7 separate regions of the Homo sapiens genome follow, and all the other regions are linked to region 4. Evidence: chromatin contacts called from ENCODE Hi-C or POLR2A ChIA-PET data. All regions are on one chromosome and are shown on one strand. The core of a region is the stretch at or near the end of the contact, and the rest is flanking DNA. Distances in the headings are between cores, read along the strand shown.

Region 1 (3,747 bases), core at 301-2,800, 1.1 Mb after region 4:
TTTCAAAAAACCAATTCTTTTGTTATTCTTTTCAAAAAATTTGTTGATTTTTTTTCTATTGCTTTTCTATTCTGTATTTTCTTGGTTCCTACTCTAATCTTTGTTATTTCCTTCACTAATTTTAGGCTTAGTTCCTCTTCTTCTTCATCTTCTTCTCCTCTCCTTGAGGCACGAAGTTAGACTATTTACTTGAGATCTTTCTTCTTTTTCACTGCAGATGTGTATTGCAATAAAGTACCTCTTAGTACTTCTTTGCTTAGTACTGCTTTTATCCTGTAAGTTTGGGTATGTTGTGCTTTTCTTTTCATTTATCTCAAGATATTTCCTAATTTCTTTTTTTATTTTTATGGCCTAATTGTTGTTCAAGAGTGTGTTGTTTAATTTCCACATATTTGTGAACTTTCTATTTTTCCTTCTGCCATTGATTTTTAGTTTCATTCCATCATGGTCAGAAAAGATACATGGTATGATTTCAGTCTCTTAAATTTGCAAAGACTTGTTTTGTGACCCAACTTGTGATCTACCTTGGAGAAAGTTCCATGTGCATTTGAGGATAATGTGTGTTCTACTGCTGTAGGGTGGAACGTTCTGTGTATTTCTGTTCGGTCCATTTGGTCTATAATGTTGTTTAAGTCCCCTGTTTCCTTATTAATCTTCTGTCTGAATGTTCTATCCATTATTTAAAGTACAGTGTTGAAGTCTCCTACTATTTTTGTATGGCTGGCTATTTCTCCCTTCAGTTCTGTCATTGTTTGTTTCATATATTTAGGTGCTCTGATATTGAGTGCATATATTTATAATTGTTATATCTTCATGGTGGATTGATGCTTTTTTCATTATATAATATACTTTAATGTCTCTTGTGACAGTTTTTGACTTAAAGTCGATTTTGTCTGATATAAATAGAGCCACTCTTGCTCTCTTTGGGTTGTCATCTGCATGGAATGCCTCGTTCCATCCCTGACAGGAGGCATCATAGTTCTGCTCTTCTAAAGGGCAATGATTCTAATGTTTCTCTGTGGGTAGGGGGAAAAGGAAAAGACAGAAAAATAACAGAAAATGTGAGATAGTGAATGGCCTTAAGAATTCTTTTCTGTCCTTGTAGACAATGGGCCCTGAAGGAGAAGAGTGTTCCTGGGCCAAATCTGCATGCATACACACAGTTTGATCTGCCTGGCTTATGAGGGATTCACATCTAGGCCTTACCTCCCACATGCTAAAAATGGGCCTATTTGAGTAACATGGGTGCTTCAAAAATCTCTATGAACTAATTTGAGGGGAAAAGGGGCACAGATGCAGAGGTAACTAGAAGGGATCATAAGTCCCCAAAATGCTCTGAAACTAGGGCCTTGCTGGTATTGGATAGAAGGGCAAAAGAGAGCCAGATCTCAGGAACTTGGTTTCACTTATCAACAGACAAATGCTGTCCCAGCTTGCATCAGAAGCCATCAGGGACAATATCAAAAGTTTCATAATTACGGTGCAGTGTGAGCTTCCAGAGAGCAAGCTGTGGGAGGATCCGGGTAAGGATTGCCCGCCACCCGTGACGCCTCAACAGGGAGGAGCTCCTTGCTTGAAAAGGGAAAAAATTGCCAAACTGAAGAGGAAGGAAACTGAAAGTAGCCACTAAGAAAAAGCAAGATGAACCCAAAGCACAATCAATCCAAGGTAACTGAGAATTCAGGAGAAAACAAATTAGAAAAGTAAACTGATAAGAGTCTATGTAACTCCTTAAAAGGTTTGTTATTAACCAAAAAGTAAAAATCAAATAAGCCAACAACAACCAAAAAAAACACTAGAAATTAGATGAAGATATCCAATAGTTGAAGACAAACGTATTTTTAAAAAGTAAGGAAGCCGCCCCGTCCGGGAGGGAGGTGGGGGGTCAGCCCCCCGCCCGGCCAGCCGCCCCGTCTGGGAGATGAGGGGCGCCTCTGCCCGGCCGCCCCTACTGGGAGGTGAGGAGCCCCTCTGCCCGGCCACCACCCCGTCTGGGAGGTGTACCCAGCAGCTCATTGAGAACGGGCCATGATGACAATGGCGGTTTTGTGGAACAGAAAGGGGGGAAAGGTGGGGAAAAGATTGAGAAATTGGATGGTTGCCGTGTCTGTGTAGAGAGAGGTAGACATGGGAGACTTTTCATTTTGTTCTATACTAAGAAAAATTCTTCTGCCTTGGGATCCTGTAGATCTGTGACCTTACCCCCAACCCTGTGCTCTCTGAAACATGTGCTGTATCCACTCAGGGTTGAATGGATTAAGGGCGGTGCAAGATGTGCTTTGTTAAACAGATGCTTGAAGGCAGCATGCTCCTTAAGAGTCATCACCACTCCCTAATCTCAAGTACCCAGGGACACAAACACTGCGGAAGGCCGCAGGGTCCTCTGCCTAGGAAAACCAGAGACCTTTGTTCACTTGTTTATCTGCTGACCTTCCCTCCACTATTGTCCTGTGACCCTGCCAAATCCTCCTCTGTGAGAAACACCCAAGAATGATCAATTAAAAAATAAATAAATAAATAAATAAAATAAAAAGTAAGGAAAAGACTGGGTGCAGTGGCTCACACCTGTAATCCTAGCACTTTTGAAGCCCAAAGCGGGCAGATTACTTGAGGCCAGGAGTTCAAGACCAGTCTGGCCAACATGATGAAACCCCGTCTCTACTAAAAATACAAAAAATTAGCCAGGCATAGCGGCACATGCCTATTGTCCCAGCTACTCGGGAGGCTGAGGCAGGAGAATTGCTTGAACCCAGGAGGCGGAGGTTGCAGTGAGCCAAGATTACGCCACTGCACTCCAGCCTGAGTGACAGAGTAAGACTCCATCTCAAGAAAAAAAAAAGAAAGAAAAAAGAAAAGCAAGGAAAATAAATAAATAAATGTTTCAGGGTTTCATTGTTTCCTACGCTGAGGTGGGAGCGAATATTCTCTGAAATTATCTTGTAGATAACCTTTAGAAAATTTAAATGATATCCCATATATTCCAGGCATATTCTCTCAAACAGAGCAAGTTCCCCACTTGCTCCACAAGATGCCACAAGCCTTCTCAAGGCTTCTCTGGGTCACCTGGATTTCAGCTCAGCCTTAGTTTCCTGACAACATCCTGTTGTTCCCTCATACTTTTCTTTTTTGCCTCCCTTGTTATTTGTTACCCCCACTTGGAATACTCTTCCTCTTTGATATCTCCAAAGTGTGAATCCACACAACACTGTCCACTTCCTCCAGGAAGTCTACCCTGACTGCTCCCACCTAGTATATCTCTTTCATTCACGTTCTTCTTGCACATTCAGTCAGAAACCTACAGCTGCTCTCCATTTGCCAAGAGGTTGTTCTCTAAGTTTATATCAAGATTGTTTGATGAGATCGCAAAATGCCACTTCCCATTTTTCCCCTAGCTGGCTTTTTAACCCGTGTCATGCCTGACATCTAAACATACTGCTTGATCACTACACAAGGCTGGCCCACAGACTGCTTTGGCACAAAGGCCAAAGACTACTAGGCTCAACGTTAATTCCTGTCTTTCTGGGCCAAGATAAAGCCAGAAGACACAGAGCCATCCACTGATGCACCAGTAAATTAATGACTTTACAAACCAGCATGCATTCTTGCGGGGAGTGTGTGCAAGTGGGAAAAAAACTGTCTGGATATCAAAATCAGTCACCAAGCTGTATATTTACAACTTGTGAATTCTTCAGTATTTATGTAAGGTTTCGATACAAATTTTACACCAGAAAATCAACATGACTCACT
Region 2 (3,955 bases), core at 925-3,424, 1.4 Mb after region 4:
CACCTGTAATCCCAACACTTTTGGAGGCCGAGATGAGTGGATCACTTGAGCTCTGGAGTTGGAGACCAGCCAGAGCAATATGGTGAAACCCCCACTCTACAAAAAATACAAAAATTAGCCGGGTATGGTGGTGTGCGCCTGCAGTCACAGCTACTCAGGAAGCTGAGGTGGGAGGTTTGGTTGAGAGCAGATAGTCGAGGCTGCAGTGAACAGTAATGTTGCCACTGCACTCCAGCCTGGGCGGCAGAGGGAGACTGCATCTCAAAAAAAAAAAATTATATATATAAAAAACACACATAAGTTGAACATATCTATTCAACATTCCTAGATCTTCATCTTTTTTTCAAATTTCTTTTCTTTTTTAAGAAATGGGGTCTCGATGTGTTGCCCAGGCTGGAGTGCAGTGGCTATTCACAAGTGAGATCACTGCTCACTGCATCCTGGAACTCTGGGATGCAAACAATCTTCCTTTTCTCAGCCTCACAAGTAGCTGGGATTACAGGTGTGTGTGCTGGGCTAGTCATCTTCACATTTTTAAACACTCTTCAAACACATCATTGTTAACTGTTGAGCTATGTTCTCTTTATCTTCTGTCTCTAGTCACTCCCCAAATTCTTATTTATAATGCACAAAAAATTGCCTTTCTCTTCCATTTTCTTAACTCCACCTAGCCAAAATGGAATAATGAGGTATCAAGGCTATGATCATTTCTTTCTCAACTGGATTTCCTAAACAGCTCCCAAATCTTGTGACTCTATATCTTCCCTCCCAATCCTACCTCCTTTATCCAAAGATCTTTCAATACAAATCTGACCAGTGCCCTAAGGGCCAACTAAGCCCTTCATAATAACAGACCCAATGCTTGGCATTTTACACAGCTGTTACACGGATTTGGACCTTCTACCTGGAAAATTTTACCCCTCTTGGCCTGTTTTAAATCTATTCAACACAGGGGTTTCAGTTTAAACATCTCTTCCTCCTAGAAAATTGTTCCTGACTCCTTCTGGGCTTTTAATTAGCTACTCCTACCATGTGCTCCAATGCACTTCCCATATCATGGTATTTTTCTCAATATTGTCCGTTCAATATCTTCACGTGCTAGGTAACTACAGTGAATGCAGAGATCGTAGTTGTCTCGCTCGATAATGAATACTTATCTTCTGTTCGCAGAGTACTCTGTAGTTTTGTTTTGAGTAAGTGAATCCAAATGAAACAATACCCTGTTCTTAATACTGTATGGATCCCATCCAGGTTCATTCCTTTTCTTCCTCATTTTCTCTGTCTTGTCTTTTTTATATTTTGGATAGTTGAAGTCAATCATTTTCTCTGTCTATTCATTCTATTTCCCCAGCCTCTTCATCCCACTAGCCGTCCGATCCCATCTCCATATTCAGTGCTTCTCCTAACGTCTCTTCTTCTCCCTACCCCAAACCCTGGAGATGTACAAGATCCTACCTTTCACGCCAAATGAAGAAAATCTTTAAAAAAGAAATGCGAATCAATTTCCATTACCTTTTTCTTCAAAAGGTAGCTGGGAAACCAATGAACACTTTTTTTTTTTTTTTTTTTTTTTTTTGAGACGGAGTTTCGCTCTTGTTGCCCAGGCTGGAATGCAATGGCTCGATCTCGGCTCACTGCAACGTCCGCCTCCCGGGTTCAAGCGTTTCTCCTGCCTCAGCCTCCCGAGTAGCTAGTATTACAGGCATGCGCCACCACGCCCGGCTAATTTTGTATTTTTAGGAGAGACGGGGTTTCTCCATGTCGGTCAGACTGGTCTCGAGCTCCCGACCTCAGGTGATTCGCCCGCCTCGGCCTCCCAAGGTGCTGGGATTAGAGGCGTGAGACACTGCGCCCGACCCCAAAGAACACTTTTTAAAGATTGCTACAAGACAAACAGCTACCACTCAGCCAGCTACTGTGCAAACTTCCTCAGATCCAAACAACACTTCCTTTTCCCTTCCCCGGAAACGGAAAGAAGAAAGGAAAGGTAAGGCCCACAACTCAGGGCCCAAGAATCCGTTTTCCTCAGGTTTCCTGATGGGCGGGGCCGAATGGCCGGCGCCGACTGGACGGCAGAGCCGTCGCTCTTGGCCGACTCCTCTTCCTATTGGCTTCCTCGGGCACCGCCCCCTGAACAGGGCGGGAGATTCGGTGTGCCGCACGCAGGCTTCCCATCCCCCAGCTGGCCTCCGGTGCTCCTTACCTCCCCGGTGGTCGGGCGCGAATTACTGGAAATTGGCTTTTCCCGTTGGGGCCGAAGGTACCTTCCCTGCGGCGGCGACTCAGCGGGGTGTCGTTCGGCCGGCGTGACGCAGCCGGATCGGCGCCAGACGGAAACCTAGCGGTGAGTAGTGGGGTGTCGGGGCAGCCTGCCTCCCTTTTCTGCTTAGCTCGCGGCGTGTGAGGTGCGTCCAGGTGCACCCAGCCCCGCGTCGGAGCTTGGCCCCTAGCGTCCCAAGTCGCGCATCTCAGGACTTTCCCTCGGCACTTGGGGCATGGTCTTTGCGCCTCGCTGCCCCCCGCAGGCTGCCCGGGGGCTCGAGAACCCTTACTGGTGGAGCGCAGCCAACTGGCCAGAGGCTGGAGGCGCAGGCCAAAGTCCTTTAAGACTTGAGGTGAGAGGCTCACTCTGGGAGGACCTTTCGTTAGTCTGCCCCGCAGTTATAGGCCTTTTGTGCAAGGGACGCCTGATACTAACCTACCTGATTCCCAGCTTACGAAGCCCTCTGGTTGGAAAAGGAGAACTGTGAAGATGTGTAACGACAGTGGTAAAGTGCCCTGTGAGGTATGAAGAGGAAGAGATCGCGTCCCAGAACCACTGTAGCTAGAACCTTTGATGTCATCCCAGCCTGGAGGCACCAATGTGTCCTGCCAGCTAACTGATCGGTCACCTTGGAGCCATGCTTGGCTGTAAAATGTTGATAAGCCAGGCTCTTTTGGTAGAGCTTTTTAATTAAAAAGATGTTGAGACGTTACTTTTCATTTTACAATTGAAATCCTAATAGAATCATTACACTTTCCCGCAGTTAAATTGCAATCTGAAGAAAAATAGCACGGCCCTACACCGTTATATAAGGGCACTGCACGTTAAACGGACATCATCACTTATTGAGCAGTTTTTCTGTTAGATGTTGAATGAGTTAGAGATGTACAAGAGATCTGCATGGTTAAGTTGAAGTTTAAAGTAAAAATATCTCAGTGCACTGCAGTAAGGAGCTAAAAAAGAAAAAGGTTAAAGTAAAAATACCGATAATTGGGAGCATTCAGTGATGCTCTTTTATATATCAGGCACATCATTTCATTTAATCGTCAGGACTTTGGACAAAGTCACACAGTTATAAAGTATGGAGTGGAGATTGGAACTCAGGTTTCTCCAATATTAAAATTGGTGTTTAACCACTAATCTATCCAACCTTCTTTTTCAAAGGATTATGTTTTTAAAAATTACAGCAAATCTTTTATTTGTTTTCAAAGGAGAGTGTGTTGCTACCACTTGGTGCAATGCTAACACTTGGTGCTGCAGAATTGCCTTGAAGTAACTCCTTGAAAGGGGTTGGCCTATAAGCACCAAGGCAGTGCCTTGAGGGGTCATAATGGTCACTAAATATTGCATTTTATTGTGTGATTGTTAGGTTTTTTTGTTCGTTTGTTTTTCAGGAACTGTTGGAAAGCAAAGAAGGAAACGTTTCTCATGAGGTCTTTGTAGACATTTTCTTTAATTTGGTGATTTTGTACTATTTAATAAGATGCTCCAAAATTAGAAAAGGAAATGTTTGTATAAATGCACTTGGCTACAAACAAGTCTCAGGCTGCCTCTCTCCAGGCAATTCTTGTGTAGAATACCATAGGGAAATTGCCTAGGACAATACTCAGTTGCCTAGAATATTTGTTTTTAAATTTTCCTAGAAAATCTTGTCCCCACATCCCCAAGAACAACTAAACTTTTGCCAATAAG
Region 3 (3,849 bases), core at 846-3,345, 1.9 Mb after region 4:
GCTTTCCACTGGCTGTGCTGAAACTTTCTCAGAACTGTATCATATCTACAACTTTTCCTACTTTTCCTTTCCTGTTCTCCACAAGGGTTGAAACTGTCTAATGTCTTTCCTAATTCCCCTCAGATGCTTCCCTGTTATTACCTCACAGGTGTTCCCTTCAATAAATCTCTCACATGTCTAATCTGATAATATTGTTTGCTTCTCAGGGGATCCATATTAACACATTGTATTTGATCCACCAACAAATTTTATGTCATGTCTATCTCCTGAGTACCCCTCTTGCATCCATCCACTTCTCTTTATTGCCAACACTACTCAAGGAGGAACTAAGACATTTCTCCCCTGGATTATTGCAATAGTCATCTACTTCCATCTCACACCTTTCCAATCCATTCTCATCTCAGTAGCTGCAGTGATTATTTTTTTTTAATAGTAAATCAATTGTGTCACTTCCCTGCTTAAAACCTTTCAATAGCTTCTCATTATGCTTACAGTCAAATTAAATTTCTACCATGGCCACACAATACTTTAGAGTCTGGGCTCTTGCCTCTCTCTTCAACCTCATCCCATCTCATCTTCCCCTTTGTCCTGATGCCCACCAAGGCTCAGACATACTAGTGGCCTTTCTCTTCCTACAAATTGCTGAGTCCTTTCCTGCCTGAGGGGCTTCCGACTTGCTCTCCCTTCTTCCTAAAATACCCTTCCTCCATCTCTGCAGAAGGTGGACTCATTCTGACTCCTAGCCCTCAACTTAAATGTCCACTCATTTCCTCGCACCTAGTTATCACTCTCTGTCACCACTTTGCTTAGTGTCTGTTTCTCCCACTTGAACAAGGGCAGGCAAACTATGGCCCATGGACCACCATTTGTTTTTGTCTGGCCCATGATCTAAGAATGGCTTGTACATATTTAAGTGTTTGAAAAAGCTGCATTTTTAAAAGAATATTTTTTGACACATGAAAATTATGTGAAATTGGAATTTCAGTGTCCATAAAGTTGGAACTAGCAATGCTCATTTGTTCAGGTTTTGCCTATGCCTTCTTTTAGACTACAACTGCTGAGTTGAGTAGTTGTGCATGGCCCACAAAGCCTAAAATATTTACAGAACAAGTTTTCTGCATGTTGTACTGGAAAGTAAGGTTGAACGCCCATTATTTGTCTCTTCCAGTCCTTTACTCTCAGTGCTTGCTCCATAGCTAGTGCTTAATAATTACAGGTTGAACAAACCTTCCCTCTCTCCTAAGACTGTTAATATCTAAGGGGATAGGTTGACTTACCTCTCTTTGGCTTATTCTCTTCTAAGAGCCAGTCAGGGAAATTTGGAACCAAATATTTTTGATTTTGGGGAAGCACCTTGAAAACAGGACTGTTATATTTCTCTTGAAATATCTAGCACAGTACCTTGCACAAGGTAAGATGGTGCTAGAAACTGGAAGAACTGTTTTAGGGTTATCGTTAACAGGAAATTAAGTAGTGCATGCAAAGCACTTAGCACAGTGTCAGGTGTACAAAAGTGTTGAATAAATGTTTGCTCTCGCCTCAATTTTCCTTGCTATAATGGGAAATAAATATCACCCTTTATATCACTGTCACACAGACTAAACAAGAATGCTGTGTGTGAAAAAGCTTTGTAAGCTGCAGACACTATCCAGATAGACTTATCCAAGTGCAATATATTAACACACGTTGGCACTGAGCAGCCCTGTTTGGAGGGATGGGCACTGACCTGGGGGTGAGAACACTTAACATCCTAATTCTTGCCACTTATTAAGTGACCTTGGACAATCGCAACTTCTGCGGCTGTTTCTTCTCTTCACCTGTAAAACCAGCCTCTGAACACACAAGACCGTCCCTTGGGGTTCAGCCCTGGCCTTCTCTACCGTGTGTTTCCCTTACCTCCGGGATGGAAGACCCACCCGACTCCGAGGCGGCCCACTGGGGCGAGACGAATCTGGGGGCGGGGCGTGGCGTGGCGTGGCGTGCCCGGGACGTGGCCTCCCTCCCTCCCTGAGCCGCTGCCTCAGAGCCGGGCCGCACGGGGGCGCCGCTGGGGCCGCTCTGCTCCCGAGTTGCCGAGCAGCTGAGAAGGCGTTCACTTCCGCGTCCGCCCCGCGGCGTCCGGCGGCCGCGCCGAGGGTCTGGCGGGCCGCAGGTCAGTCTGGGAAGCTGCCGACCCGCCCCACCCCCCCGGTGCGGAAGAGCCGGGCGCGGGATGGGCCGCGGGCCCGGAAGGCGGCGGGGCGCCCTGAGGAAGGGCACGGGCCGCGCTGGTAACGCGCGCGCCCCGGGCTGCAGGCTCGGGCTTCGGGCCGATTTGGGGTCTCCAGGCCGCGGAAGACCGTGGCGGGGCTTTCTGGCTCCCCAGCTCCTCCCGGCTCTTCCCGCTTCGGAAGAGGAGTGTGAGCCCCTTGAGCGATGTTTTTCAAAGTGGGGTTCGCGGGCAGATCCCGACCCCTCCTCAGACTTTCTGAGGAACTGTGTGCTGTGGCCGGAGTGTCTTCGTTTTCCCAAGCGTCCCTGATGGTTTTGATGCAGGTGATCATAGGAATGCACTCTGGGGGACATTGTCCCCGAGGGCTGGACACTTTCCACATAGCAGGGAGCCTAACTGGGTGCTTTTGAGGATGGGGCCTGCGGAGTGCCCCCCTGGTGTGGCCTTGGAATGATGATGTTCCTATCCTTAGGAGAGACTGCCTGGGGTTGGGGTAGGAGGAGTAGCTCTTAAATCCTCGGGATCGGGGTGCTGCTGTGTTATCGTAGCCAAGTCTTGAGATGGACAGATGCTTAGAGAGTGAAAGGGCTGGGTCAGGATCCATAGGGGTGAAACAGTGCTGGAGGAGGCGGTGTGGGGTGAAGCAGGAAGAACTTGGGGTTCGTCCTGCCGTTCTGGATTGGGGCTGGCTCCACAACCTACTAGCAGTCAGTCCTTGTGTGGCCCCTGTACACATCACTCTTTTTTTTTACCCCAATGGCCTCATCTGTCAACAGGGACAGTAATTCCCATCCAATAGAGTTTTTGTGTGAATTAGGTAAAGTGTGTCAAGTGTCTCTTACAATGGCTGGCACATAATAAGCATTCAGTAAATGGGAGTTATTAAGAGTGACACAGGCCCTGGCTTCCTTGGCCTACAGACCAAAAAGTAGGGATTAAACAAGTGGGGTAAAAAGTGGACAGACACACAGTATATTTGTAGAATTGTGCAAGGATTCTAACTTGGGGGGCAGAAGGATACGTGGGACGGTCATGCAAGAAATTAGGTTTGCTGAAGGCCTTGAAGAATAGATAGGATTCCAGGGAGCCAGTAATGAGGCAGAGGGAACAAGTTCCATCCCATGCCTCAGAGGTGGCTCTCACACATGGATCTTTGGAGTGCTGCTCCCAGGACTTCTAGGCAGTGCGAGATGTCACATCCATAAGTGGTTTTGGAAGGCTGGACCTTTGGCCCATAATGGTTTCTGTTGCTGACCGTATTCTACACACATGGTCTTCCTCAGATTTTAATGGTCTCCTTCCATTTTATTGGAGACTAGCTGGCATCTACAAAACGATCTTAGTTGTTCACTGAGTAAAAGTGAATTGACATGGATGTAGTTGAGCCTTTTGGCAGCCATTTTCAACTTGCTATGAAATGTGTGGATACTGCAGATTCTCAATAATTGGGAGTACCTTTTTCATCACAGTATTGTTTTAGGTGGGAAAACACCACAGTGTCACTTGTGGTTCTGTGATCTCCAGAATGGATTAAAAAAATCCAACCCTTAAACCTTCCCTGGGCCTGGTGCAGTGGCTCACGCCTGTAATCTCAGCACTTTGGGAGGCCGAGGTGGGTGGATCACCTGAGGTCAGGA
Region 4 (3,964 bases), core at 1-2,500:
GGGACGTGCCGGCCGGAGCTACTCACCAGCCGCAGTGCTGACCAGCAGGATGGTCCATGGTAGCCAGGGCACCCGCCAGGGCCGCTGCAGCGAGGAAGTCATCCCTGGGCCAGCCAAGAATCAGGAGGGCAAAGAAAAGAAATATGGGAAGTAGACCGGCGGAGAAACAGCCGGGAGGCTCGTCTTCTCTCCCGTGGACTGATCCTGCCCGTATCACAATACAGTTTGAAAGGACAAATGGCTGATGAGAGGACCTAGCTGCAGAGCTTTCATGCCGCTGCAGAAATTCCCTTCATTTCTCTCCCTCGCGGCTGGGGGGGTTCCTTCGCCTCGGACGGGGTGCCGCGGCCCTCCAAACGGAAGGCATGTCTGTGGGGAAAGCAGGGAGCCAAGAAGAAATCCCCCAAATTATTTCCCTCGTAGTTTCACGATATCAAAAAAATATCCAGGTCTGGGAGAAAACATATCCAGGGTGCGGAGGGCGGGGATTCGATCCGGGGTCGGGGGGCGAGGGTCAGAACTAGTTCCCGACTGCCGGGAAGGACGAAGCCGGACGGGCGGCGGCGGCGCCCGGCAGCCCTAGTCGCATCGCCCGCGGCTCCGGGAAGGCAGGATTCCTTAAGTTTCGCTTCGGTGCTTCCTTCACTCTGATTTCGAAAACAACAAATCCTCTTCCTTGACTGGATCAAAAAAGGTGCCTGCCTCCATGGACAAGCTCACAGTCCCCACGCCTTCGCAGAACAACCGTGAGAGGGTTGGGGAGGCCCTGGCGAAGGCTGAGGAGAGGTAGGAGCGGGGGAGGGGAGGGGTCGCGGTCGCGGCCCCGGTCCGGGCTCCCCGAGACGGCAGGCGGAGTGGGTGTGAGAGGCTGCCCCTTCTAGTCCTCCCGGCGGCGCTCCCTTCCCTTCCTCGCTTTTTATTCCTGCGGCTCGATCTTGCCTGAGGTAAATTCCACCAAGAAAGCCTCCTCTTCTCCCGTCAATGGCTCCTGTGAGCGAATCACAACCCCCCGAGGAAGCCGCTGCTGCTGCCGCCGCCGCCGCCGCCGCCGCCGCCGCCGCCGCCTCGTTCTCCCGCAGCTCTGGGCTCCTGACGGAACTCGGGCGTCGCGGACCGAGGGCGGGGGGCGGCGGGAGGGCGGATGAAGGTAGCCGGGGAAGGGGGTGGGCAGGGAGGCGGCGAGACACCCTGCGTCCCTCCGGGAGGCACTTCCAGTGGCTCCGAGCAGACCAGACACAAAGGGGGGAGTCGCCGCAGCTGCCAGTCTGCGGCGCTCCCGGTCACCGGAGTCGCCCCGCCTCCGCCGCCGCCTCCGCCTCCTCCTCAGTCTCCGGCTCTTCCCGGCCCTGTCTGTCTCTAGCCTGTGGTGCAGAGCGGGCGGCGGCGGCGGCGGCGCCGGCGGCGGGATGAAGCCCGCACTGCGCCTGCGCGCTCACGGCCCCGCCCGGCCCCGCCCCTCGTTCGGGGCTGGCTGAGGGCTCCGAGGCCCCACCGCAGCGCGTCTCTCCGGTGAATGGCCGAGGGCTGGGTGGGGCTGCGGTGGGCAGCGGTGGCCTTTCTCCTTCACACACATACACATGCCTTCCAAATGTGCATGGCTTGGGATTCGCGTATTTGTTTAAGAGACGACGGCCACATCCTTTTGTTCGGCGTTCAGCAGACTCCTCCGAGTTCCGGGATTTCTCCCGACTGAGGCGTCTCCGTCTCAGTACTCTCGGAGGAAAGCCTCGAGGGGCAGAACTGCCCTCTGTTGTTTCACGGGGCTGGAACCTCCCTCTCCGCAGCCCAAAGAATCCGGATGGACCCGCCTTTCCCAGAACCGGAGACCTTGGCCTCCTCAGGCTCCCCTCTGACTCAAACAAAAGCCGGAATTGGAAAGACCACCCCTTTGATGTGTTCGCTGTAATCGACGTCCTGCTTTCCTCAACCGCCCATTCCCTTAGCCTTCTTAGTTGACAGGAATATTGAGTATTTGCAAGGATGCGAAGCCAGAAAAAAAAAAAAGACTTTTAATTCTATAAATCGTCCCGCTGCGTGCGCGCGTCTGTCCGTACAGCGCGGTGCCCACCCCGAGAGAGGGCCTGGATTCACCAAGGCTGGGGGCCTTGAGGGCTTTTTAGGGCACGTGAAAGGAAAATGGAGTTAGAGTTGTGTCGGGATAGAGAGTGGGATCATTTTGCACTCAAGGAATTGAGAAGATCCCGTTGGTACCGCAGTTTCCAAGGATTTGTGTAGTGCGTTTTTTGGATCTGGTTTGTACAAGCGACCAGTATAGGAGACGGGATCCCTCCCGCCCTTACACCCCGCTGCGGGGTCAGCCGACGTGGGTGGGATTTTGCTGGCGGCGAGGGGAGAAGGTGACGTGCGTGGCGCCATGATCGGAAGTCTGGACTGAATTCTTAGCTGCGAGGTGGAAAATGCGCGTGGGAGGGCGATCTTGAGGGGTGAAGTCTGGCCTTCCCATCTCCTACCAGGCAGGAGGGTTATGCTGAAGGCTGGTTTTGCTGGTCTTTCATTGTGGCTAAGGGCAGTTCCACAGATACAGTCATAGATAGACTCCTTAAGTCATGCTCTGCTTGCTTCTTCTAGTCCGCTGTTACCTCTTTATCTGAATTTGATGTAAATAAATCTCCACATTCCTTAAACTGGTTCTGTTATACTAAACATCTTCCATAATTAGGGGTTGTAGCAATACCAACCCCGGATTCTAAGACTCTTTTTAGTTGAAATATGTTTATGCTGTTTACCCTTTAGACAGAGAAAAAAAAATTCTACCTAGTAAAATCCCTTAAAAAGACGAAGAGCATATGCTTTGATTCATTAGCTTTATTTATTTAGGTTTTATTTATTTATTTATTTATTTATTGAGGCGGAGTCTTGCTCTGTCGACCAGGCTGCGGTGCAGTGGCGCGATCTCGACTCACTGCAACCTCCACCTCCCAGGTTCAAGCAATTCTCCGGCCTGAACCTCCCGAGTAGCTGAGATTACAGGCGGCGCCATCACGCCCGGCTAATTTTTGTATTTTTAGTGGAGACAGGGTTTCACCATGTTTGCCAGGCTGGTCTCGAACTCCTGACCTCACGTGATCCGCCCGTCTCGACCTCCCAAAGTGCTGGGATTACAGACGTGAGCCACCGCCCCCGACCGATTCTTTATAGCTTTATTACTGTATTTTGTTTTGCCCAAAAGGTCTAAATTAGAAACGGTATTGTTTTACCATTTGTCTTTCAAGAACTGAGAGTTTCTAGCACTCAGAGAAATTGGATTTTAGTATGTTAGAGGTGCAGAAAGTTTAAAGTTTATTAATTCGTAGTACACTTTTATCTTCCTCAAATTGAGATCAAGTACTTCATCATTCAATTTTTATTTGCTTAAGATTTTTTCCAAGAAACATTAAGTGTCCTTTTTGTAGTTCCCCCTTATCCACCGTTTCAGTTACCTGCAGTCAACCACGGTCTGAAAATATTACATGGAAAGTTCCAGAAATAATAAGTGGTGTTTTTTTTTGTTGTTGTTGTTTTTGTTTTTTTTGAGACGTAGTTTCTCTTTTGTTGCCCAAGCTGGAGCACAATGGCACGATCTCAGCTCACAGCAACCTCCGCCTCCCAGACTCAAGCGATTCTCCTGCCTCAGCCCCCTGAGTAGCTGGGATTACAGGCATGCGCCACCACACCCGGCTAGTTTTGTATTTTTAGTAGAGATGGAGTTTCACCATGTTGGTCAGCCTGGTCTCGAACTCCTGACCTCAGGTGATCCGCCCTTCTGGCCTCCCAAAATGATAGGATTAGAGGCGTGAGCCACTGCGCCTGGCCTCATAAATTTTAAATTGAGTACTGTTACTAACTAGCTGTGAGGAAATCGCTGCCATCCCACACTGTCCTTCTGGGATGTGAATCATGGTTTGTACAGTGTATCCGCTATAACCTCCTTAATCACTTAGTAGCAGTCTCTTATCAGACTGAC
Region 5 (3,598 bases), core at 78-2,577, 1.3 Mb after region 4:
CAATTAAAATATTCGCAAGACCTCTGGCGTCCTTGAATTTACTTCCTGCCCGTGGAGCCAAAAACTGATTCTGAATTTCAGTGGCCTTTGTTCTACTGCGTGCCACTGTTAATATTAAAAGAACATGGCCTTCTGTCCAAATCCAGACACCCTCAAGCAAGAACATCTTGAAGCCAGTTTACATTTCCCAGTCGTTTTGAGGCGGTGGAAAAGTGGCAGAAACAGGTTCATTTTAAAAGGCTCTAAAAACTTTTCATTAGCCAAGCATTCCCAGCTTTCCCAAGGCAAGCTTTCCTTGCACTTGGGCAAAATAGACATTAAACTGCTCTGGAAAATAACCGCCCTGACCAGGCTATTGTGAAATTCCCTCCAGGGCGGCGGCTCCCACTGAGTGAGATCGAGCGCATACACAATTGTTGGGAAAGTCCACGTTCCCAACAACTTTCGAAAGGAAAAATGCCAGATCTTCTCAACAGTTCACCCCAAGAATTGAACTCTCAAGATCATTTTAAGCAAAGTTTACACGACGCTGAGGGCCCGCCACTGAAGCTCGCGGGTGGGCCTCTGGGGCTGCGGCTGCAGGGGGCGGCCAGAGTTGGCCAAGGGTTACTTCCGGTCTCTCAGGTCCATCGGGGTGCAGCTTGTACCGCTGTGGCCCAGGTCGCCCCTTTCTGGGAATCCGGGGCGGAGTTGCGGGTAGAAGGGGTTCGGGGGTTCGGAGCCGGGCGGAAACGGAAGCGGGGGCATTCCGCAAAGCCCGCGGTAAACAACCGAGATAAGGAACCTACAAAACTGAGTCAGGTTCCAGAAGCGCCCCCGCCATCCCCTGGCCACTGCCGGCCACCTGCAGTTTCCCGGAGCGCAGGGCTGTGAGGAGCGGCGCGGGGTGGGACGCGGGGCGCGGCGGCGCAGGGCCTGCTGCAATGCTGACTCAGGGCCGGGCGTCGGGGCTTGGGGTCTGGGACAGCTCCGGCGCCGCCAGCGCGGGGGTCGAGCGCGGGGCACGTACCGTCCTGTCGCGGCCGGACTCTCCTGCCGCTGCCACCTCAGCCTTCGCTCCCCTAGACGCCGGGAAGGCGCACCCAAGATGGAGGCAAAGAAACCGAAAGCCTGGAAGCGGACTTGGTGCTGGGCGATCGCTGTTCGCGGCGCTTCTCTCCTACACCTCCTCCCGTGGTCCTTGTTGTCTCAGCTGTCACTGGACAAAAGTCCAATAGCCGGCACTCACTGTGTGAGGCCGAGTCCCCACCCCTAGCTCCGGGAGTCCCTTTTAGTTGAGACTCGTCGGTGAGGCTGCAAGCTCGCTGTTTCCTGCTATGGCTTGTGTGACTGAGTATGCAGTAACCGGGGGTGGATGTCGACACAAGTTCCACGCGTTAGGAGTAAACACTGCGAGTGTTTTTTTTTTTCTTTCTTTCTTTCCTTCTTTTTTGAGACAGAGTCTCGCTCTGTGGCCCAGGCTGGAGTGCAGTGGCGCAATTTCAGCTCACTGCAACCTCCGCCTTCCTAGTTCAAGCGATTCTCTTGCCTCAGCCTCCCGAGTAGCTGGGACTACAGGCACGCGCCAGCACGCCCGCCTAATTTTTGTGTTTAGTAGAGACGGGGTTTCACTGTTGGCCAGAATGGTCTCGAACTCTTGACCTCGTGATCCGCCCGCCTCGGCCTCCCAAAGTGCTGGGATTACAGGCGTGAGCCACCACGCCCGGCGCGAGTGTTTACAATTGTTGTCTGGGAGTCATAGCAAACGTGAACACACTTTGTGGTTTTTTGTGTGTATGTTTTTGTTTGTTTTTTTTTGTTTTCCTTCTTGAGACAGGGTCTCGCGCTGTCGCCCAGGCTAGAAGGCAGTGGCGCCATCACAGCTCACTGCAGCCTGGATTTCCCGCTCTCAAACCATCCAGCCCTCAGCCTCCCAAGTAGCGGGGACCACAGGTGCAAGCCACCATGCCCGACTAATTTTTTTTTTTTTTTGTATTTTTAGTAGAGATGGGGTTTCACCATGTTGGCAAGGCTGGTCTCCAACTGCTGGCCTCAAGTGATCCTTGCCCGCCTCGGCCTCCCAAAGTGCTGGGATCACAGGCGTGAGCCACCGCGCCCCTCTACGTTTTTATTTATTCCTAATAACTACTTTATTGTGATTCTTAAAGAGCTTTAACTTTTCTTGAGATAATTTTAAACTCACAGGAAAGGTGAAGAATAATACCAAGAGAGACTAACAGCAGGACGGCATGAAGAGCTCGGGATTCACCCCTAGTGAAACTGAAAATTATTTAAAACAACAAACAACCATTAACCATTTAAAGCCTTTGAAATGGTCCTAAGGGCAAACAGCAAATGAAGAAACATCTGTTCCAAAAAATCTATGAAAACTCTTGGATCAGAATGTGAGAGTCAGTCTGTGGTATTTAAACCAAACCTCTCCCTTTGTTCAGCAAGAGACTCCACTCCAGACTGCTGCAACTCAGAACCTCTCTCTTCCCACAGCTCCCAGTCAGAGACCAGCATATCAGCATTTCTCATCTTGCCCCTAGCTACCTGATGCTGAAGGTAAATCCTGGGGGAGTGTGGTGGAGAGGTGGGAGATTCCTTCTTCCATCCAGAGGCTCTACCTTGGGTGGAGTGCTGAGACACCAGAGGAGACTTCAGCTCTTTTTCTCCATCACTTTCACCCCATATTCACCCCCAACCTTTTTTTTTAATCTCTCCATCTTCCCAAGATAGTTATATTCTGTTTGATTAATCTTCAGTATATATGCTATTATAATCATGTAAACGGTAGTCACAGCCAAGTTATGTACCAAACTATGATTACTTTTCCTTTCCCACACAACTTTTAGTTTTTTCTGGAGTTAATAATTGTCTTGTTTTGTTGGTTTTTCCATGTAATTCTATCCTAAACTCTGTCAGTTATCCAAGTTTGGTTTTTTGTTTGTTTTTGAGACAGGGTCTCACTCCAGGCTGGAGTGCAGTGACCCGATCACAGCTCACTGCAGCCTTAACCTCCCAGGTTCAAGTGATCCTTCTGCCTCAGCCTCCTGAGTAGCTAGGACTACAGGTCCTAGCATGCCACCATGCTAGGTGTGCCACTACAGGTGCCACCATGCCCAGCTAATTCTTTAAAAAAAAATTTGTGGCCCGGCGCAATGGCTTATGCCTGTAATCCCAGCACTTTGGGAGGCTGAGGCGGGTGGATCACGAGGTCAGGAGTTCAAGACCAGCCTGGCCCAGATAGTGAAACCCCATCTCTACTAAAAATACAAAAAATTAACTGGGTGTGATGGCGGGCGCCTGTAATCCCAGCTACTCAGGAGGCTAAGGCAGAGAATTGCTTGAACCCGGGAGGCGGAGGTTGCAGTGAGCCTAGATTATGCCAGTGCACTCTAGCCTGGGAGACAGAGTAAGACTCCATCTCAAAAAAAAAAAAAAAAAAAAAAAAAAAAAAAATATATATATATATATATATATATATATATATATCTAGTAGAAGCGGGGGTCGTGGGTGGCAGGGAGTCTTGCTATGTTGCCCAGGCTGGTTTTGAACTTGCCTCAAGTGATCTTCCTGCCTAGGTCTTCCAAAGCACTGGGATTACAGGCATGA
Region 6 (3,769 bases), core at 511-3,010, 1.2 Mb before region 4:
TTCTAGGGTACATGTGCACAACGTGCAGCTTTGTTACATATGTATACATGTGCCATGTTGGTGTGCTGCACCCATTAACTCATCATTTACATTAGGTATATCTCCTAATGCTATCCCTCCCCCCTCTCCATCCCCCCAACAGGCCCCTGTGTGATATATTCCCTGCTTTGTGTCCAAGTGTTCTCATTGTTCAAGTCCCACCTATGAGTGAGATCATGTGGTGTTTGGTTTTCTGTCCTTGCGATAGTTTGCTGAGAATGATGGTTTCCAGCTTCATCCATGTCCCTACAAAGGACATTAACTCAACCTTTTTTATGGCTGCATAGTATTCCGTGGTGTATATGTGCCACATTTTCTTAATCCAGTCAAGAGATAGTATTATTCTATACAAGAATATTGACATACCTACTGAACTTAAAATACAAAAGGGCAGTTATGTTTCAAAAGTACAGATATCTCAAGTGTGAAAGGCAGCCAGTATCTGTATTGTATGGTTCTAAATACCAATTTGAAACAGATTGTGTACCAGTTTGGAACAGATTGTACAAAAAAGACTGAAACCACTTGAAAGTCCTCAAGAATATCAGGAAGTAAGAATGTAATTAACCAAACCAGGATTTGGCCCCAGGACAGAGAAATGAACACTCTCATTCTTAGAGAGGGAGCTAGGATTTCAGGAATGTACAGTCAATGCTTTGTGAAAATTTAAATAAATTCTTAGCAAGCAGATGGGAAGACATGAAAAAGCAATGTTCATTGCAACCAATTTCAGGTCACACTCCCAATTTCTCAATTGTTTTAATGCTGTCAACAAACTTGCTTTGCATGTAGCCAAGCAAACATAACTTAGTTCCATTTGTTCCTTTCTTTGATCAACTTTAGGTGAAGGTCAAAATAAGGACATACTTAAAATCTAAAAGTCTGCCGAAGTCAAGCCTGCATCTAAAGAGGCAGCAGCTGAGCTTAGCGATAAGGAAAAATGCCGACACCTTACTACTACACAATTCCGATGGGGTGGGGGGACAGAAATTAAGGAGGCAGGATTAACAGATTTCGAAGTTTAAAAAGTAAAGGTCATCGAAATGTCCCGTTCCTAAGTTTCCCAATACATTCCATGAAACTGCAGAGACTTTTTGGCCAAAATGGGATTTCCTAAAGAAGGGCCTCACAGATCTCAACGACAATGGTCCTGTAAGTGACCGAGCCAACCCCGGATGCGTTTCTGGAGTCTCTGAATACACGGACAGCGTATAAAGGTGGATGCGTACAGCTCCCTGACAGAACTGCTGGAGGCTGCTGTGCCTCCCAGGGCGCTAGGACAGAGGCTGCTGGGCCGGCTTCCTATGAAAGGCGAGCAGGGGGTGGGGCAGCACTGGGATTTTCCTCCCCACTCATTCATTCTCTGATTCACTCGTTCCTGTAGGCGGCTCACAGGGACTTGCGGAGGAAAGGCGAGGCACGAGCGGAGCCGCGGTTGAGTGCGGCCGGGCGCGGCCGGGCGCCTGAAGGGAGGGCGGAGGGCCGGCGCGGGGCGCGGGCTAGGGAAGGGCGGCGGGCGCGGCGGCCTGCGCCGGAAGTGAGTGGTTGGCGGCGGGCGGGGGCGGCGCGCGGTCCCGCGCGAGTCGGCCCTACAGTCGGCAGTCCGGCCCTCAACCCCGCCTTCTGCGTCTCGGCTGGACGCGAGCACACTCGGCTCCGCCGCCGCCGCCGCCGCCGCGGGGCGCTGCGGCCGCCCCGCCCCCGCTCCCGCCGCCGCCCGCCAGTCAGTCAGTCAGTCAGTCAGTCAGTCAGTCAGTCAGTCACTGAGCGCGCGGCGCGGGAGCTGCTGGCAGTCGCTGCGTCTCTGGCGAGGGAGCGCCGCGCCTGGGGAGGAGGCGGAGGCAGCGGCTGGAGGAGCGCGAGCGGCGGTTTCCTTGCCCGGGGCCGCGGGAAGGCCGACCGACTGCCGCGGTGAGTGGTTAGCCTCGCCCTCGGGGCCAGGGGGTAGGGAGCCGGCTGGGCGCGGGGCCGTGAGGCGCTCCTGCCGCTCCCGCCTCCATTTTCCCGGCGCCCGGCCCCGCCATCCGGGTGCGGTACGGTCGGCGGCAGCCTGGGGCGGGGTCGTTGCCAGGTTGGGGATCGGGCCGGGGCTGGCTGGACCGCTCCCGGCTGGTGGATGGAGGTCGGTGGGGCCTGGACTGCACCCTGCGCCCCTGGGGACCGCGACGGAGGGAGACAATGAGATAAGGGGCCGCCTGGGAGGGTGCGGTTAGGCTTCTCCGACCCAGCACCGGGGGCTGGTGGCCCGGGACCGCAGGGAGGAAAGGACTTTCCCCCGCCCAGCTGCAGAAACCAGCTACTGGATGTCGGGTTGCTTGGGTTTCGATGCCCCCATCTTTCATAGATGAGTTCAGTGCAGAGATTTTGAAAGGCGGGGCTCCTTCTGTGTCTTCTTTCTAATTAAACAGGATAAGTAATTGCTTCATTGCTTTTTAACCGCGTCTCCTCTTGCGGTCTGTATTATACATTCCCGCCGGAAATCCAAACTGCAATTCATGGGGGGGGGGGGGGGGTGGACGGAGGGAGGGGGCAGTGTGATAGTATTAGGATGCCTTCGTGTTAAGACAGGTTGAAAGATGTGGTTTTCTTAAGGCAGTGACTTAGGGTGTCCCCACTGTGTGAGCTGGAAACCGCATAAACCTTATTGCTTACAAGCTCGAAGACATGGTTTAATATGAAATAAGAGCCTTGAGGGAGGGTGTAAGTGTTACATGTGTCTTGCGTGTGTGCATTTCTTAAATTCTTTGGGAAGATCCGTTGGGGAAATCCGGGAGAATGGAAAAGTTCTTCACTCAATCTTCCAATAAGGGTTGATGTTGTCTGCAGCATTTCTCAGGGAAATGTGGAGAGCTGCTTATGTAGGTAAAGTCCACCGTTAAGGAACAGTAAAGGTAACGGGTTAGGGATGAGGCGTGATCGGATTATTAAAGAGTCAGTCCATGGGGATATTAAATTCAGCAAACATTTATGGAATACCTACTCTGTCAGTTAGGCTGGGTGACACCAGGTGAACAAGCATGGGGTGGTGGAAAGAGCTCTTCGGAGTGGGGGAAACCGTACGCCCTGGAATTGGCTTGCAATGTGAGTTGGATAAGCTATTGAACTCTGCAGTACGTTCCCTATCAGTAAAATGGGAATAACACCACCTGTTTACCTCCCCAGATGTTTTTCATGTAGATTAAATGAGATAATGTATGCAAAATGCGTAGCACCTTGCCTGGCATAGAGGTGTTTAACAGCACCTTAAATTCCTTTCCTCCTCGGGGTGGTTTTTTTGGGGGTGCGGTGCGGGGGGTTAGTGAATGTAGGTAAGTGTAATACAGTGAACTATATAGTAAAATGTTGAGGTATAGAATAGGAGAGCGAAGAAGAGAGATTAATTCTAAATTGAGGGAGGAATGCATGGAAGCCTCGGCATTTAAGTGAAACCTTTAAGGATGAGTAGGATTTCAGCAGATTCAGATGGGGAGGAGGACATTTCACATGGTGGTGCTATCCTTTGAGAGCCGAATTGAGGGGGAGGACCTTTGGGGGAGGGGCAAAATAGAGACGCTCAATAGCTTTTAACTCTTGTTGAGTCTGACCTTCAAAGATTGTCTCCGTTATTTTGCTTTTTGTGTGGTGAATTTCCCAGAAACCAGATGCAGCCCTACTCAAGTAAGTACAAAAAGCTTAATTCATGATTTTTTGGGTTAGACATTTTGTATAATTTAGATTGCTGTCTCCTGTT
Region 7 (3,683 bases), core at 357-2,856, 1.3 Mb before region 4:
CAATTTGTGCTCACTGGTACGTCAGACCATAAAATAAACGGGTATATATGCAACTACTGTACCTCTGCAGATTGGGAAATTATACTCTTTGGGCTATGTACACTTAATGTTTAAGAATAACAACAAATAATGCAGTCTCTGTACTGCCAAAATAAGAAAGAAAATTGAGGATACTGGCTTTTCAATGTATCTTTCAGGGAAAAATAACTGTCCTTATTTAAGCATGACTGTTGACCCCTATCAGTCCAGTTTTTGAACCAAGCGGGGGCCTTTTTCTAACTCTGAGAACACGTTGAATGAGCATCTTACTCCAGCCCACCCAAGTAACAAATTCTTTCTGTTAGGAATTGTGCTTGTGATTTTCCGAAGTTAATTTAACCCTGGATTTACCTGAGTCCATGAAATTACAAATCACACCATGTTAGATGGAATAGCATAATAATCAACAACACCGGCACTGGAGTCAGACTAAGGTGGTTCAGACCCTGCCTCCTATAGCTGCCACCTGTACATCCTTGGGCAAATCCCTTAATGTGCCTACCCCTCAGTCTCTTCATCTGAAATGAAGTTAACTGTAATACCTACCTTCTAGTTACGAGAACTGTGTGCTGCTCAAAGTGCTAGATGTATTATCCTCCTCATCATCGTCATTGGGAACTTAAAGAATTTTAATCTAAGAAAATACATTTTGGCCGATTGTAAAAGAAAACTAATTTATTAATATTGGTGTTGTAGCAGCTTCTGTGGTGACTCCAGAATTCATGTTGGAACTCATTCAATTCAGGTAGATAGAGTAATTACAGTTCACATTTATCTTGAAGCCTGACTGAGCTAAGCCCTTCGCATGGATTATTTCATTTTACCTCACAATGACCTTGAGGTGAGGTTTATTATTATTCCCACTTTACAGTTAAGGAAACTGAGGTTTGGAGAGTTTAAATAATAGCTAAGCCTAAGCTTACCTAGTGAGAATTGGACCTGTGTTAGGAACATAGGCAACCTAAATTCAGAGCTTCCAGAGCCAATCTACTTACAGCAGCTTTCTTAAATTAAAAAAAAAAAGAAAGAAAGAAAGAAACGATACATAAATTAAAAATTATTGGCCGGGCATGGTAGCTCATGCCTGTAACCCTAGCACTTTGGGAGGCAGAGGCAGGTGGATTGCTTGAGCTCAGAAGTTTGAGACCAGCCTGGGCAACATAGTGAAACCCCATCTCAATTTAAAATAATAATAATAATAATAAATTCTTGGGACACTATCAACTAATAGCTAGAGAAACTAATAGCTTAGAAAATTTATTTCCAAGGGACTTTTGTTAAGATACTATATTGTAGTCTGAGAATCAATGATTTTCAAAATAACACATTGCCCTATTACAGCAAAACTACACTTCAAATGTTCAAATTTCACACATTGTTAGAAATTTAAAATAAACTAAGCCAATTGGAAGACCTCAAAAAATATTTACAGAAAGAAAGACATTAACATTGTTTACCTGTTACTTGAATTGAAGGGAATAAGTTGAGAGCCAAGAGCAGCCTGAGCATCTTTGTCCTGACGATGGGCTAGGGTTCCAGCCCCTCCTCCCCGAGGAACCCGAAGTGTGAGGGGAACTGAAAGACGCACCTGCCAAGGCCTGAGAGTCTCCGTCATCCACGGCCACCACCACCGCCACCATCCCCTTAGGGCACATGATCAAGGCACTCAAACCACAAGGCATCCTGACTGCAGCATTTCACACAGGATATAACGTTGTTTTGATGACTTTAGACTTTTACTTCTATTTTTAAAGACTTTTTTTTTGTCACTGAAAAATAGTCGGTCACTACATGATGGGCTTATGGGAATTATTCTTTATTGATGGATATCAAGAGTTGTGTAAAAGGGGTGCTTGAAATCCAGCAGAGATTAAAGGGGAGACAAAGTGTTCTTAAGAAGGAACAGGCCGGGTGCAGTGGCTCACGCCTGTAATGCCAGCAATTTGGGAGGCCAAAGTGGGTGGATCATTTGAGGCCAGGAGGTCAAGACGAGCCTGGCCAACATGGTGAAACCCCGTCTCCATTGAAAATACAAAAAATTAGCCAGGCATCATGGTGGGTACCTGTAATCCCAGCTACTAGGGAGGCTAAGGCAGGAGAATCGCTTGAACCCAGGAGGTGGAGGCTGCTATGAGCCGAGATCATGCCACTGCACTCCAGCCAGGGCAACAGAATGAGAAAAGAAAGACAGAAAGAAAGAGAGAAAGAAAAGAAAAGAAAAGAAAAGAAAAGAAGGAAAGAAGGAAGGAAGGGGAGAGAGAAAAAAGAAAGGAAGAAAGAAAGAGAGAGAAAGAGAAAGAAAGAAAGAAAGAAAAGAAAGAAAGAAAGAGAAAGAAAGAAAGAAAGAAAGAAAGAAAGAAAGAAAGAAAGAAAGAAAGAAAGAAAGATGGAAAGAAAGAAAGAGGGAGGGAGGGAAGGAAGGAAGGGGGAGAGAGAGAAAGAAAGAATAAAGTCTCTAGCAGAGGAGAGATTTTCATAGGATGGGGACAGGTTGTGTCAAAAAGATAATGGTAAGAATTCTACTGAGGAATTGGGAAACATCTGCATAAACGTTTAAAGGAGTTACAAATATTAGAAATGTAACATTTGTGTAGGACATAAGGTAGCCCTCTGGAGCATTTAGCACACAGTGCTTGATTTATGTCAAGCCTCCTCCAACTCACTTCTAGGAACTTTGCAAAACCCATTCTACGTGCAAGCAGCCAGCCAGCTGAGTATCTGGGGGAGGTTCCCTAAGCAAAGGGAAAGTCAAAACAACATTCTATGTTCTTAGTGGGACAGTAAGGCAACCAAAAGCCCCTTGGTGTCTCATGCTCTCTATGTCCCTCAAGGTTAAGTAATAGGGCACAAAAGGAGGCTCCGTGGCAGGATTTCTGAGATTCATAACCACCACCCGACTGCACCCTTCTTCAACTCCCAGGCCCTTTGCAGAGAGGGTTATTCCACCAGCACGGCCAACTGCTCTCTTCTTCCGGCACCTACGTCAGTATCTTGTACTCAATGACTTCTTCAAAACTTTTCCAGTAATTTTTTTCTTCTTTTTGATAATCTAAGCTTTGTGCAATTACTCTAGTTGGGGGTTTTGTGTATGTGGGTTGTTTTAAAAGATAACTTGTATTGCTTTTTATTCTGACTATAAAAGTAAGGCATATTTCATTGAGAATGTTTAGAAAAATTATAAGCATTAAAACAAGATTCATCCACATTCTTACCACCCTAATATAAACACTGCTAATATTCTGGTCCACTGCCTTCCACCTGTTGGTCTGTTAAGATTTTTACATGTTTAATATCATGTTTTACTTATAGTTTTCATCAGATATGTACTATTATTTGTTATATCTTGAACATTTTCCCATGTCATTTAAGTATCTTTATAAACATTATTTGTAATTGATGCATAATATTCCATTCTCTAATTATATCATAAATTGTTTAACAAACCCCTAGTGTTGTTACCTTTTTTTCTTCGCTATTTTAAAATGCTACAGTCAAACTCTTTGATGACCTAGCTGTAAGAGGAGGCAGGCTTCATGTCCCTCCCTCCTGATCTGATAAATGACAGATCAAAAGTATTTCCTGTCCTGGTAGACCTTCTTTGTTCACACTTCAATTTTCCCACAAACACAGTCTTTGTGAACCCC

What was found. Hi-C counts contacts between places; a loop is a spot of excess contacts on that map. ChIA-PET counts read pairs that join two places held with the same protein, here RNA polymerase II (POLR2A). Pooled maps may share reads with other maps.
Region 1: a map of B cell shows a loop between it and region 4 (6-fold over the local background). The contact joins the enhancer-like site here to the promoter of BMPR2 in region 4. A Hi-C loop is called at or near these places in 1 of 168 maps with a recorded cell type or tissue (B cell), 1 of 37 single-sample maps with no recorded cell type and 5 of 50 pooled maps. POLR2A ChIA-PET finds 5 or more read pairs at or near these places in 1 of 52 experiments (GM12878).
Region 2: a loop to region 4 is called in a pooled map, with 12 times the contacts of the local background. The contact joins the promoter of ORC2 here to the promoter of BMPR2 in region 4. A Hi-C loop is called at or near these places in 9 of 50 pooled maps. POLR2A ChIA-PET finds 5 or more read pairs at or near these places in 3 of 52 experiments (GM12878, HEK293T and activated T-cell).
Region 3: a loop to region 4 is called in a pooled map, with 5 times the contacts of the local background. The contact joins the promoter of KCTD18 here to the promoter of BMPR2 in region 4. A Hi-C loop is called at or near these places in 2 of 168 maps with a recorded cell type or tissue (B cell and CD4-positive, alpha-beta T cell) and 6 of 50 pooled maps.
Region 5: a loop to region 4 is called in a pooled map, with 5 times the contacts of the local background. The contact joins the promoter of CFLAR here to the promoter of BMPR2 in region 4. A Hi-C loop is called at or near these places in 5 of 37 single-sample maps with no recorded cell type and 10 of 50 pooled maps.
Region 6: a pooled map shows a loop between it and region 4 (9-fold over the local background). The contact joins the promoter of RAPH1 here to the promoter of BMPR2 in region 4. A Hi-C loop is called at or near these places in 8 of 50 pooled maps.
Region 7: a pooled map shows a loop between it and region 4 (5-fold over the local background). The contact joins the promoter of CD28 here to the promoter of BMPR2 in region 4. A Hi-C loop is called at or near these places in 1 of 37 single-sample maps with no recorded cell type and 5 of 50 pooled maps. POLR2A ChIA-PET finds 5 or more read pairs at or near these places in 1 of 52 experiments (GM12878).

What each region holds. Positions count from the first base shown.
Region 1 is chr2:201,237,539-201,241,285 of GRCh38, reverse strand. It overlaps a transcript of CASP8 not described here. Among named protein-coding and RNA genes, the nearest start is that of CASP8, 21 kb to the left of the region's middle. Within about 2 kb of position 1,550, at least 11 of the 41 ENCODE cell types and tissues checked have a DNase peak (open chromatin) inside an H3K27ac peak, as active enhancers do.
Region 2 is chr2:200,961,879-200,965,833 of GRCh38, reverse strand. ORC2 (origin recognition complex subunit 2) reads left to right here and starts at 2,174. Exons shown (of 18, transcript NM_006190.5): 1 at 2,174-2,344. LOC105373835 (a long non-coding RNA gene) reads right to left here and starts at 2,402. Exons shown (of 3, transcript NR_187976.1): 1 at 2,204-2,402. RefSeq lists a silencer at 1,765-2,163 and an enhancer at 2,872-2,941.
Region 3 is chr2:200,508,314-200,512,162 of GRCh38, reverse strand. It overlaps KCTD18 (potassium channel tetramerization domain containing 18), which reads left to right and starts at 2,095. Exons shown (of 7, transcript NM_152387.4): 1 at 2,095-2,535. RefSeq lists a silencer at 1,863-2,322.
Region 4 is chr2:202,373,613-202,377,576 of GRCh38, reverse strand. It overlaps BMPR2 (bone morphogenetic protein receptor type 2), which reads right to left and starts at 1,250. Exons shown (of 13, transcript NM_001204.7): 1 at 27-1,250. The coding sequence starts at 102. RefSeq lists enhancers at 1-688, 1,843-2,132, 2,243-2,402 and silencers at 743-802, 873-932, 1,063-1,552, 1,703-1,752.
Region 5 is chr2:201,113,893-201,117,490 of GRCh38, reverse strand. It overlaps CFLAR (CASP8 and FADD like apoptosis regulator), which reads right to left and starts at 1,327. Exons shown (of 10, transcript NM_003879.7): 1 at 1,010-1,327. LOC105373836 (a long non-coding RNA gene) reads left to right here and starts at 807. Exons shown (of 3, transcript XR_923785.3): 1 at 807-2,547. RefSeq lists a silencer at 842-1,051 and an enhancer at 1,082-1,341.
Region 6 is chr2:203,533,292-203,537,060 of GRCh38, reverse strand. It overlaps RAPH1 (Ras association (RalGDS/AF-6) and pleckstrin homology domains 1), which reads left to right and starts at 1,760. Exons shown (of 14, transcript NM_213589.3): 1 at 1,760-1,950. RefSeq lists silencers at 1,612-1,681, 1,732-1,821, 1,892-1,991.
Region 7 is chr2:203,704,562-203,708,244 of GRCh38, reverse strand. It overlaps CD28 (CD28 molecule), which reads right to left and starts at 1,606. Exons shown (of 4, transcript NM_006139.4): 1 at 1,497-1,606. The coding sequence starts at 1,548. RefSeq lists an enhancer at 1,577-1,726.